2 separate regions of the Homo sapiens genome follow, and region 2 is linked to region 1. The links are chromatin loops, found by intact Hi-C in ENCODE. Cell type or tissue: breast epithelium. All regions are shown on one strand. Each heading gives the region's core, and the rest is flanking DNA. Links, peaks and the distances in the headings are about the cores only.

What was found. A loop is a pair of places that touch in the nucleus more often than their neighbours do. Peaks named below come from ENCODE experiments on the same cell type or tissue, not always from the same donor. Only the 100,000 strongest peaks of a DNase experiment are listed, where the experiment ranks them.
Region 2: it touches region 1 in a loop (10-fold over the local background); 1 of 110 quality-filtered maps calls a loop at or near these places.

Annotation. Positions count from the first base shown.
Region 1 is chr12:89,494,728-89,501,159 of GRCh38, reverse strand. POC1B-DUSP6 (POC1B-DUSP6 readthrough) reads left to right here. Exons shown (of 11, transcript NR_189589.1): 3 at 3,818-3,989. It overlaps POC1B (POC1 centriolar protein B), which reads left to right. Exons shown (of 12, transcript NM_172240.3): 3 at 3,818-3,989. It also overlaps the pseudogene CENPCP1. Among named protein-coding and RNA genes, the nearest start is that of GALNT4, 27 kb to the left of the region's middle. In breast epithelium, for the core only: no CTCF peak of the experiment used is centred there; no DNase peak of the experiment used is centred there.
Region 2 is chr12:89,324,102-89,330,533 of GRCh38, reverse strand. No RefSeq gene overlaps it. Among named protein-coding and RNA genes, the nearest start is that of DUSP6, 25 kb to the left of the region's middle. RefSeq lists an enhancer at 4,609-5,112. In breast epithelium, for the core only: no CTCF peak of the experiment used is centred there; no DNase peak of the experiment used is centred there; H3K27ac peaks cover 757 bases.

The DNA of each region.
Region 1 (6,432 bases), core at 584-5,583:
ATTATGATGCTTTTCTCTTGACTTTCTATCTTGAAGGAGTGCAGTGCTCTCAGCCGGGGATATGGTGCGTTGTTTCAGAGGCCCCGCCTTTCTTGGTATAGTAATCCCAAGATCTACTGGCAAAACTTTGATCTGACTTATCAATTATAAATTCATCCTCTATCAACTTCATATCATCGGGAGGACACGAATGAGGTGGAACAATTCCTCCATGCCTAACAATGGGACTGGATTCACTTTTTCGTTTTACTGTTTCTAAAAACAATGTTGAAAAACTTTTTTTAGCTTGTCATTGAATTTCATATTCTGAATGTCGTATTCTATTCTGAGATGATCCTGATGGTTTTCTTTCTTGTCCTTCTGATGTTTTATCCTCTTTATCTGATACTTTATTATCTATTTCTATCTATTTCTATTTTCTTTAAAATAACTTTATCTTCAAAGTTTAATCTTTTTTTGGTTTTAAGTGAAACCTCTGTACTTGAAGGCAGCATATTTACTGAATTTTCAAAAGTGTAAGTCTCTCTCTTTTGGGCACTAGATGGAATAACATTTTGCGATACAGATGTTTTTGCATCCAAAAGAACAGAAGGTGAGCCAACAGATAAGTAAAATTCTTCATCAGCTTCACTGTGATGATCATTTATGTTTCTACTTCACATTTTTTTCAAGTCAGGTGTATTTTTGGAACTAACATCAGTTGCCAGAATTTTCTGACGAACTTCATGGGCCTGAACTGATCTGTTGGTGGCTTCACTTGGTTCTACAACAAACTGCAGAGAGGCTTCTTTCTTCCTTGAAGAAAGTGGAACTGACTTTGGATGTGATTTCTGGCACTCTTTGCTTGGTGACTGAATACAAGTGTCTTTTATTTTGCGTGTTGAATTAAGCACTGATTTTGTAGAATTTGTGCTAAAATCATTGGCAAGACTTTTTTCTTCAAAACAGTCTTGTAAGATTTCCAGAACATTCTGGCCTTGCTCTGTGTTAATGTCACGTGCCCTGGAAGGTTGACAAAATCTTCTTCTGTAGCCATTTTTGAGATGATCCAGACCCGACACAGCCATGTTCCGGCCCCGCTGAGCCAGCGCAGGTGTCTGAGGTGGAAGCCCACACAGACCACAGCTCCAGGAGGCCGAGCAAGAAATGAATCGCCGGACTACCAGGCGGCGGCCAAGCAACACCCTTAAGTCGAAGGCGATGGCCGCCGCAAGAGCTGCGATCTGGAAGGCGTGCGCCAACAACACTTCCCGGCCATTGGCTCTGCCCTCAACAAACACGTTAATGTCTTTTTAAAGCAGTGTTTGCCTACCCCAAGGTCATGAAGATATTCTGTGTTCTCTTCTAAAAGCTTATTGTTTTACGTACCACATTTAGATCTGTTTTCTACGTGGAATTAACTTTTGTATGTGGTATAAAGTGTAGGATTCAAGATTAATTTTCTTCCTTATGAGTATCCAGTTGACCCACCACAATTGTTTTATTTTTTATTTCTTTCCATAATTTAGTACCCTCCTTTGAGAACACAATTAAAAAAAAATCCTTTCCTTATTGTCAAAGTGGCAGTGTTCTTAAACCAGATCATGAGATTGCCCCTGCTCAAAATCTAGAGTAGTTTCCCATCGCAGGTTTTTTTTTTCTTTCAATAATTTCAGCTTTTATTTTAGATTCAGGGAGTACATGTGCAGGTTTGTTACATGGGTTTACTCCATGATGCTGAGATTTGGGGTACAATTGATTCCATCACCCAGGTAGTGAGCATTGTTCTCAATAGTTTTTCAAACCTTTCCCCGCTCCTTTCCTCCCTCTTCTAGTAGTCCCCAGTGGCTATTGTTGCCATCTTTATGTCTATTGTACCTACTGTTCAGCTCTCACTTGTAAATGAGAACATACGGTATTTGGTTTTCTGTTCCTGCATTAATTCGCTTAGGATAATGGCACATTGCACTTTAGAAGAAGAAGACACACCTCCCACCATGGCTTCTCCTCCTCCATCTGCCCCCTTTTCAGCTTCCCTCCCACCGGTCTCTTCTCTCCTGTCTACTATGGAAACGCTGACCTCCTTGTCATTCCTCATTCTTCCAGGTGCTTTTGCACAGGGATTCCTGTGCTCAGAGTACTCTTTATCCATGTCTCAGCCAGGATCGCTCCCTATTTCACTCACCTCTCTGCTCAAATGTCCTTTCCTCAGAGTGGACCACCCAATCACCCCACCTAACATTGATGAGTAAATAATATATAAAAGTTTTCTGTATCTGTTTATTATTAATGCTGTCTTCCCTACTATGTGGTTCTTTGAAAGAAAGGATTGTATCTTATTTGCTTTTGTTTATCTCGTTTGCAGCATGATACACAGAACTCAAATAGTGTCCTGAGTTTATTACATATGATAACTCATCAGTTTCCTTGCTTTGTCTGCATTAGCCTTGGGTAATTCTGACTCTGCTATAAATCTTTAGTAATTTGGATAAGCTCTGGTGGAATATTAACTTTTTGTATTTTTTTAAAAAGGGGGTGCTAAGCAGTATTGTAGCTGAACTCACTTTTAACTGTTTTACATGGAAATAATGCATGGGCTGAGCCCAAATGAACTTTGTATGTTGGCAAAAGAACATAGGTTTCAGTGACTTTATATAGCCAGGCCCTATGTTTCTCTAACAGTGATACTAATTGTGTTCGAATTTATAACATTACATTTTTTTCTAAGCACTCTACAATCCAGATTTAGTGATTCTCATTGACCTACTTCCTATTATTGGAGCCATTCTAGGGCTACATGCATATAATAAAATTTGTTTTTTAGGCAAGAGTTAGATCTACCTTTCATTTGTTTATTTGTTCATTCTTTGTCAAGTCAGTTATTTCCACCATTGATTGCATTTTTCCTTTTTGTAAATCCTTAAACTATTGTCTGACACACACGATTCTTTTAATTCTTTTATTAATCATCAAATGCCATTAAATTATAGAGCAGAAAGAGACTAATAAAATCATCTTATCCAGCTATAAAAGTATTATTGGATCAGTTGATAAAATATAGTTGCTATATTAAAATATTGCATCTTTAATAATCAGCTTCATGAAGCTGCTAACTGTGCTATGGGTGTGTTAAGAGACTATCTTAAATCTTAGGAAAAACACACTGAAGTATTTAGGAATAAAGATGCTGTGAGTTGCATAACTTACTCCTAAATGGTTCAGGAACAAAAAAATACGTATGTGTTTGTGTGTGTGGGTTTACGTGTGTTCATGCGCAAGGAGAAACAAGTACAGAGCAAATTACAAACCAAATGAAGCAAAACATTAACAAGTAGATTTGGGTAAAAGGCATATTAGTGTTATTTGTACTATTCTTGTAACTTTTCTGTAAGTGTGAAATTATTTCCACATAAACAGTTTGAAAAATTATCTCATCCATCCCTCTCAGGAAAAACATTCAGTCCTCATGACATCATGACACAGAGGTTAACTAGCTTTCCATTACCCAGAGTTAGAAACAAAACTGACTCTTAGTCCCGTGTACCCTCTGTTACACTGTGCTGCGGCCTTCTAGTAAATAAAGTTACTGAGCGCTAATTGAATACGGGGGCCAGTCATCCTGCTGTGTGCTTACATAGGACACAGCCAAGCTTGCATATTAGTGATGTAGTTTTGAGTACCTTTAAAAAGTAATTTGGCTATTACCTGGGCAGCCTTACAACCTCCAGCCGCTCTATTACCTGGATGCCTTGTTATTAGATATGCTGCTCATTGTAATGAGACACACCTATGTTTGCATTTTAACAAACAGTGGTTTTGTTCTTCTATTTCTTGATAGCTACTGCTTCTTGGGATACCTTTCTCATGCTATGGAATTTCAAGCCACATGCTAGAGCTTACAGATATGTGGGTCACAAGGATGTTGTAACCAGCGTGCAGTTTTCTCCACATGGAAACTTATTGGCGTCTGCCTCACGAGACAGAACCGTGAGACTCTGGATTCCTGATAAGTAAGAGAAACAAAGAAACACTTGATATCCTTTGGATTTGGAAATGTGAAAGAAAGCTGACCCTGGCTGCTGCTCATGCACTGCTGCCTGCACTGTTATTCTCAGTCACATAAAAGGCATGCTGCCCTTGTGGTAAAGTCAAACTAATTCATACAATTTTTTTCCTCAAAATTATGTCTTCTTTTTGAAAACTATTTCCTACCATGGAAATATGCTTAATATGTCTAAGTTTTTTTGAGGGAGTAGTGGTAGCTATCCATCCCTTTGTAGATCTGAGGTAAGCTTTAGACTGTCTCCCCAGAATGATACACATCAGTATGTATAACCAAAAATTCAGTTTATTAACTTCCTAACGCCCGTTCATGGATCCTTCAAGGGCCCTTGGATCCCTATTGAAAACCCTGTGCCTTTGATTTGATTTGTATCACTCATTATCGGGGTCCAGAATTTTCTTGTTAAAGAAAATTTCTGACAAAAGTTTAAATCGTTGAATTTGTGTAAGGTCATATGCGTTATAACAAATCTCTGTAACGAGACTTTTCAAACCCTAACTAATAGCCCATCTATTTTAAGTAATTATTGAGCCATGATTTTTAAAAATGTTTTTAAGCTTTAAAGTATGTAAATTTTCAAGCATACATGAAAATAGAATGAATAGCATCACTCCCCTGCCTCATATTCCCGTCAATCAGCTTCAACAGTTGTCAGGATTCTGCCCATCTTGTTTCATCTACACCTCCCCTCACTTTTTCCCCTGGAGTATTTTTAGAAAAAATCCTACATATCATTTCCCCCCATAAATACTTCAGAGCAGAGATTCCCAACCCCTGGGCCACTGACCAGTACCAGTCCATGGCCTGTTAGGAACCAGGCCAGAGCTCTGCCTCTTGTCGGATCAGCGGCGGCATTAGATTCTCATAGGAGCACAAACCCTATTGTGAACTGTGCATGCGAGGGATCTAGGTTGCACACTCCATATGAGAATCTCATGCCTGATGATCTGTCACTGTCTCCCTTCAACCCAGATGGGACCATCTAGTTGCAGAAAAACAAGCTCAGGGCTTCCATTGATTCTACATTATAGTGAGTATGTAATAATAATAGAAATAGGGCTGGGCACAGTGGCTCACGCCTGTAATCACAGCACTTTGGGAGGCCAAGGCAGGCAGATCACCTGAGGTCAGGAATTTGAAACCAGCCTGGCCAACATGGTGAAACCCTGTCTCTACTAAAAATACAAAGTTAGCCAGGCGTGGTGTCACGCACCTGTAATCCCAGCTACTCGGGAGGCTGAGGCAAGAGAATTGCTTGAACCTGGGAGGTGGAGGTTGCAGTGAGCCGAGATCATGCCATTGTACTCCATCCTGGGTGGAAAAGAACAAAACTCCTTCTCAATAATAATAATAATAATAATACGAATAAAGTACACAATAAATGTAATAATGCACTTGAATCATCCCAAAATCATCCATCCTTCCCCCTGACTCCCTGGTCCCATGGAAAAATGGTCTTCCATGGAACTGGTCTCTGGTGCCAAAAAGACTGGGGACCACTGCTTTAGAAGATAAGAATTTGAGTATTTCCTTGACCCTGTTGTGGCAGGATTTGACTTGTAGTCTGTGACTATTCAGGCCCAGGCACTCCCAAATGAAGAAAAGCTCATGGGCATTCCCATGCCAGTGGGTGCTTTTTTTCTGCCACCACCCAAGGGGAACTCTATGCTGAGAAATCTGAATATATTCCAATGGTAGTGAAAACTATTGAAGAGAAGTGACATGTTATAATGGATGGCAATGTAGCAGGGAATTTTAAGGGAGAAGTAACTAGTTTGGGGTCCAAGAGGAGAAGCATGTTCCAAAACCCTTAACTTTGGGAATTTAGAACTAGCTTTTTTACTATCTTCTGCACAGCATAACTTCAGTCTCCCTTTACTAATTCAAGGAAATCTCAGTGAACAAATTGTATAAGGGTAGATGAGCTAAAAGCTCACTGAGTCATTAATTTGTCATAACTCATCTAAATACAATGATTAGGCTTGTGTAGGTGTCCCTAGTTTCTCTTTCTAAATCATGTCTTAGTAGGGACAGAGCAATAATGGTGGATCGTGGCAACGGGAAGGAAGATGATGTGTCAGTTATCTATTGCTGTATGACAGTCACAAAACCTTAGTACTTACTACAGAAACAATGATTTGTCACATTTTGTGGGTTGTCTGGATGGTTGTTTTGCTTATATGGTGCAGGCTGAGATTACTCATGCAGCTTCACAGTTCTTTTGCTTATATGGTGCAGGCTGAGATTACACATGCAGAGGAAAGATGGGCTCTGTTCCTCATTCGTATGCCTGGGGCCTTGGTGCGGGTTGTGGCAATGGCGTCTTGGTTCTCCATGTGCCGTCTCTCCAGCAGGATAACCTGTAGTTTTCTCACAGCATGACAGCTGGG
Region 2 (6,432 bases), core at 908-5,907, 170 kb after region 1:
TTAAAAATTTTGTAGATGAGAAAGATTAAATTTTGCAACATGCTTTAAAAAAATTTGTTTGGGTCATTATAAATGTGTAGAGGCTTAAGTTACACAATTCATACCATGCCTACATTTATAAAATGTTTTTTAAAAGTACTCTTATATCACGCCTGTAATCCCAGCACTTTGGAAGGCCGAGGTGGGTGAGTAGCTGGGACTCCAGACACATAATCAGGAGATCTCCAGGTCCAGATCAGGAGATAGAGACCACCCTGGCCAACATAGTGAAACCCCATCTCTACTAAAAGTACAAAAATTAGCTGGGTGTGGTGGTGTGTGGCTGTAATCCCAGCTACTTGGGAGGCTGAAGCAGGAGAATCCCTTGAACCCAGGAGGCGGAGATTGCAGTGAGCCGAGGTTGTGCCACTGCACTCCAGCCTGGCGACAGAGTGAGACTCCGTCTAAAAAAAAAAAAAAAATGCCCTCTTATAATCTTCCTTCCAGAGATAACCACTCAAAAGTTTGACAAAGCATATTTAGGATTTAAAAAATGCTTACATAAATATATAGAAACATATATTTTTATATTTTTACATAAGCAGGATTATATTCATATGTTTTTCTGCAACAAATTTTTTTTCCCACAAACTTTAACAATTTATGGAATGTCTTTCCATTTAACTGAGCATAGCTTTACCTCATCTTTAAAAACAACTTTATTACATCGTTTTCTATTGTATGAATGTCTAATAATTTATATAATCAACTTCCTATTTTAGAATATTTAGCTTCTTTGCAGTCATTTACTATGATCAGCAATAGTATCATGTAAGTTATTGATTTTGCCTCATTAATTATTTCCTTTCAATAATTCCTGAAAGTGGAATGACTGCATCAACAGCCTCCCACATTTTACACTGATCCCTATTGCTTGATTGCCCTCTTTCAGACTCGCTACCCTCATCTCACTGGACATGGCTACTATTTTTATTCTTTCTCCATCAGTAGGGTAGCACTCGTTTTAAAAGCTAGCCATCTCTGCACCATATTAGAAGTTCATGCAATGTCAGGTCCAAGTTTTTAATGGCAAAAATGTTGAAAATATGCAAAGTAGGGGGAAGAGGAGGACATGATAAGCTTTCCACCTCTAACTCTTGATTCTCCTTGATCTCATGATATGGAAATAGAAGAGACAATTCATGTAGAAGAGAAAAATCAAAGTTTATTAGAGATGTGTGGGATACGTAAATTGGATCTAGAGCATTTTAACTTGAGGTCTCTGTTTTCTTCAACCCATTGCTATCAAGAAAATGACTCCCATCCCCATTTAGTACTCTAAATTTAGAAGAAACATTGTAGAAGACAATATCCCATAGAGGGATACCCAGGGCAGGATGTTATGGGAATAGGATGGCTGTTTATTAAGCACCTGCTCTCTGTATTCCAGATGCTTTTACTTACATTATCTCATATCTCCCACATCGACCCTGTGGGTTAGGTAGTGGTGTTAATCATTATTTTAGCCTTACAGAGGAGAAACCCTAAGCTCTTAAAGGGCAAGCACACTCCCTTAGAAGTGGCGGAACTTGTATTTTGTGTGTGTGTGTTTGCACTAAGGAGCATGCTCACTGGTCTCTATGACTATGCCCCAGGGAGTGGGTGTGGGGCATGGAGGGGCAGTAGAAAATGGAGCTGGTCTCTGTCCTCCAGGGGACAAATGCCTTTGTGAGCCTCAGGGAATCTGCTGGCTGCATTCATAGATCAAGACTCAGAACTATCCTAAACTGCCCCTTGCTTTTGGCAACAGTAGGGCTTATGTTTGTTTCCAGAAGTCACGGTAGTGATCACAATGAGGCTGTGTTCGTATGCAATTGGGTTTGACAGAAATTAATTTTTAATAAGAGGCTCTATTCAGTCAAACAATTGCCTTTCGGGGCCCATGTCGGGGTCGGTTGCCCAAGGCTGGGCACTGGCACAGAGTGTGCTTTTGGCTGTGGCCTGAGAGAGAATGAGAGAGAGAGAGAGAGAGAGTGAGAGTGAGTATGGTGGGTGTTGAGGGAGAGGTACTGACTGGTCTTTGTCAGATCTTGATTCAGGACCAGGCATTGGTCTAACCAGAAGCTGGAGGAGGCAGCTGGGTCATTTATTTGATTGCCAAAGAAGAATAATGTGGTGCCTCCAAGAAAACCCCTTCTAATTCCTCGTACTGAGAGCCCTTCCAACCAATTCAAGGTCTGGCAGATGCTCAGGGCATGAGTTTTTTCCCTGTGTTTTTGTTAAGTGTTGCTTACTCTGTGCTGTTATTTAACTCTAACAGTAACCCTGCAAGGCACAATGCTACAGTCCATTTTAAAGACGACGAAAACTACAGCTCAGAGAGGTTAAATAACTCAGATTATACAACTCAGAGGTTAAATAACTCAAATTATTTTGTGTTCTGTTTGTGGAGATGAATCTCCGTCTTCACCATCCCTCTAAGGACCAGTTATTGGAGTACTGGAGGCGTTGTTGAAACTATCAGGTTTGCGCCATCTCTCTCAATGGAATGACATTAAACAACCGTATTTATTTATGCCCATGACTAATATTTCTCCATGCCACTCAGTTAAGCTTTGCATCACTAACCTCTCTTCTTTGTTACTGACACCAATAAGGTGGCATTCACACCAATTTCAGAAGATCTGGGGGGCCTCTGCATTTTCTCTTTTAGAGGCTGCTTCCATTTTACTCAGGAAATGCACACTTTTTGGCGTTTTTTTTTTTTGTTTTTTTTTTCCAGTTCTACTAAAAGGCAGAATCTTGCAGCTCTGCCTTCTCAGTGTGGGTGGCACTGCCATTTCCAGCACTGCAAACTTATCCACCAGCCGCCCCCAAAACCTTTATCAGGAGACATGGTGACTTCTCTCCTAAATTACACAGGTCGGTTTAAAAATAGAGTGCAGGGGTTCCCTTGTCAGGAGAGCTGTCAGGCTGCCCACTTTTGACAGTTTCTTCTACCTCCCTTCTTCGGTACACATCAAAGAATTTTTATTTTTATTTAAAAAATGTTCTGCTTAAGTGATCTGGAGCCCTGAAATTACCAAAAAGGCTCATTTAAAGCATCTTAGGGAACCTTAAAAATGCTTCAGTTTCATGATTTAACATCATGTGCAACTTGATTTTCCACACTTCACCATCTTTGCAGGGGCATCATTAGCATGAAAATGAATTTTAAAAATATATTCTAGTGGAAGTGAACACCCTGACATGAAGAGCTCTGCTCTGTGTCTAGGCTGACAAGTTGGGGGGCACAGAGTAGCTTTGCATAGTGAGTGCAGCAAAAGGAAATGAAAAATTCAATGAATAGAAGACAAAACAAATAAAAACCAAACACATAAAAATACACTCTGGAAATACAAACAAATAATAATAACAATAAATACCCCACCACACACAGAAATGCTGGGAAAAAGAAGGGCCTACCACTTGGATAAATATTCTTTAGTTAAATCTTTTCCAAAATTCTAGGGTTTGTTGAGACATCTTGTCCTTTGTGTGGGGGAATGTCAAAATCTCCATTTTTTTTTCTGTAACCTTTTGCCTCTCCATTCCTCTCCTCTTATCTGCTGTGGCTGTTCCTCCCTTATATGGCTGTCCTCGGAAGTCCAGGAATTTGAATGTTATGTGAAAGGCTAATTCTAATTGGGCTCGGTGACATTCGTGTCAAATGGGAGATGTATGGGGGTCACCCTGCGAAAGATCAACAGGAGCCCGCATCTGCTGTTCTGCATTGCTTCTTTCATTCCATTCTCTGGAAATACTATTCTCGGCTAAATGGCCCAACAGCCCTGTTTTCCCCTCCACCAGGCCTCCCTCTCCCTGCCACACACTGGTTCCTTAATTAGCAGGGCAAATAGGATTCCCTAGCATTTCTTTAACATTTCAGCCTTGCAAAATGTTTATATTTACTATCTCATTTATCACACATAGAAACTTGTGAGATAAGAAGGACAGGTATTATTAAATCATGTTCATTTTATAGCTGAGGAACGTGAGCTTTTAGTAGGTTCTAGTTATCGCTTATGATTGCACAGCTCATTAAAAGCAGGGGCCACTTCCTCCCTCCCAGCCCCAGGATTTTTGGCGCCCAGTTTGGATATATTTCCTTAAACAGAATGCTTCCTGACTTGGGACATCAGGCAACATTTGTGGATCCAAGTTAGAGATTATTTTGTAATAGGAAAGCTCCTCCAGCTTTATGCCTCCATTTTATATAAGCTTTTCTTATCTCAATCTAAATGACTTTAGGAAGTGTATAGCTTCATTCATTCAACAAATATTTACACTGTCCTAGTTTGAGTACATAGCCGTGAATAAAACAGAGAAAGCCCCCACGCTCATGAAGCTTACGTTCCAGTGGAAGTGACCAAGAATAAAGATAGAAACAAATAATACATGATAGGTTTGTTGGTGAAAAGTGCTGAGGCAGAAATAAAGAAAGATGAGTAAAGTATTGCTAGTTTATATAAGGTGATCAAGAAACACCTCTCTGTAACAGTGTCATTTGGTGAGATACCCGAGGAATTGAGGAAGTAGGTGCTCCAGATATTTGTGGGCAAAGCAGTTCTAGAGATGGGCACTGGCATGTGCAAAGGCCCTAAGTTGGGAGAATACTTGTCATGCTAGAAGAAATGCAGTTAAGATAGCCTGGCTGGAGCTGAGGAAGGAGGTGAGAGGAGATCAGAGAGGTGGGCAGGGGAGTGTTGGTGGGATAGAGTCACAGTGAGAATTTTGGTGTTAACTCCGAGTGAGACAGAATACCACTTGAGGGGTTTGAGTATGGGGTGCTGGTATCTGAAAGAGCATTTAGACAAATGCCTGCACCCTGCTGGGTTGTGGCCCAGCTCTGACCCCTTCTATCCCAGCCTCGATCCCACTCAATCTCTTTTCATTGTTCACCAGGAATGGCTACATACCTCGGATGGCCCAGTGCAAAAAGAAAATGTGGGGCCTCTTGTTCAAATTGCTGGAAAAACAGGGTACAGTTGAAGGTCCTAAAATATAAGGCTTTTTCCATCCTTCTGCAGCTGGCTCTCAACTTGTAATGGTGTTTTAAATATGCTATTTGATATAATTCTAAGTAAAGAAGCATTCACATTTAAAATTATTAGCATGAATTTTACCATTCATCTTTATATTGTGCAATGCCAGTTTTAAATGCAACTATAGGAATCTTGTACTTGTATGCGAATCGATTAGATTATACATTCCATGTTTTGTAGTTAATACATGCATATGTAGTTCTTACCAGAGCAGAAGAAATGCTACACAAAATTGATTCAATTGTTTTTATTTCTTGCTATGCAACATTCTACCAACATTACCTTGTGCTTACTGATGAGTAAGGAAGAACTAAAAGGAAAAGGAACTATTGGTTGTTCCATCTTTCCTTTTTTTCTGTATCATCATTTTCAGGATAAGTGGTTGGCTAATAACAGCAAAGTACTAGGAATAACAAAGGATAAGTTTCCTTGGTTGTTTAGGCTTCTCAGGATGCCATTGCTTTCTTCCTACATTAGAAGCAAGTTCTGGTTAGAATGTAGAGTGTAGTCAGCACCCCCACTTACTCAGTCATAGATGTAACATGCTTGCCTTGTATTCACTTTCTGTCTTAATCTCCCAAACTGTAGATCCATTAGAATTCTGGGCTTACGGGGCATTGCAAATGCTCTATGTGAATGGAATGGTAATAAACGATGGACACGCGCAGTGTGGGTCTCTCCTTTGCTCATTTACATGCCACATTACCCCATTGGTTTTTGCTTAAAAAACAAAGGCTCAAAGACAGAATTATTAAGAACTTTAGGACAGTGACATCAGAACAGTAAACTAAGCTCATGGTGCATGAAGCACAGGCTGCACGCCCAGGAAGCTTGCCCTGTTGCTCACCCCGCTCTTTCTAGAACTAGCCTTGCCTTGGGGTAGGAGATAATAAAAGGACGATTGCAAGAGAGAAATAATCCTGGGGCCTGAGGGAAGTCGCTGTGCCTTGGCCTGGTGACAATTCACACTGCCTATATGGAAGGAGGCTCTTAGCAAATGCTGGTTGAGAAGATGGTACTGCTTAGAAAAGAGGAGGGTTATATCAGAAAGCACAGAGAAATATGAGAGAAATAGACAAAGGAGAGACACATATAATGTAATTCTAAGTGAAAGAGAGAAAGCAGATGAGGAGTGGATGAGGGAGAGACAACGGCTGATAATGGTGACACTGGTGGTTTTGGTTGAGTTGATTTTAGTTTTAGGGCTAGTGGCAGGGATAATATCAAAGAAAAGGGAATATTTATAAAATCAGGAAATAACCAGGGCCCAGGAATAAAGATGCGAAGTTAGGTATGAGTAATTATTAATCAAGAAGGGGAACTGGGAGTTAGTCTACTGATGTTATGGGAAATGGGGAGAAGTAATGAG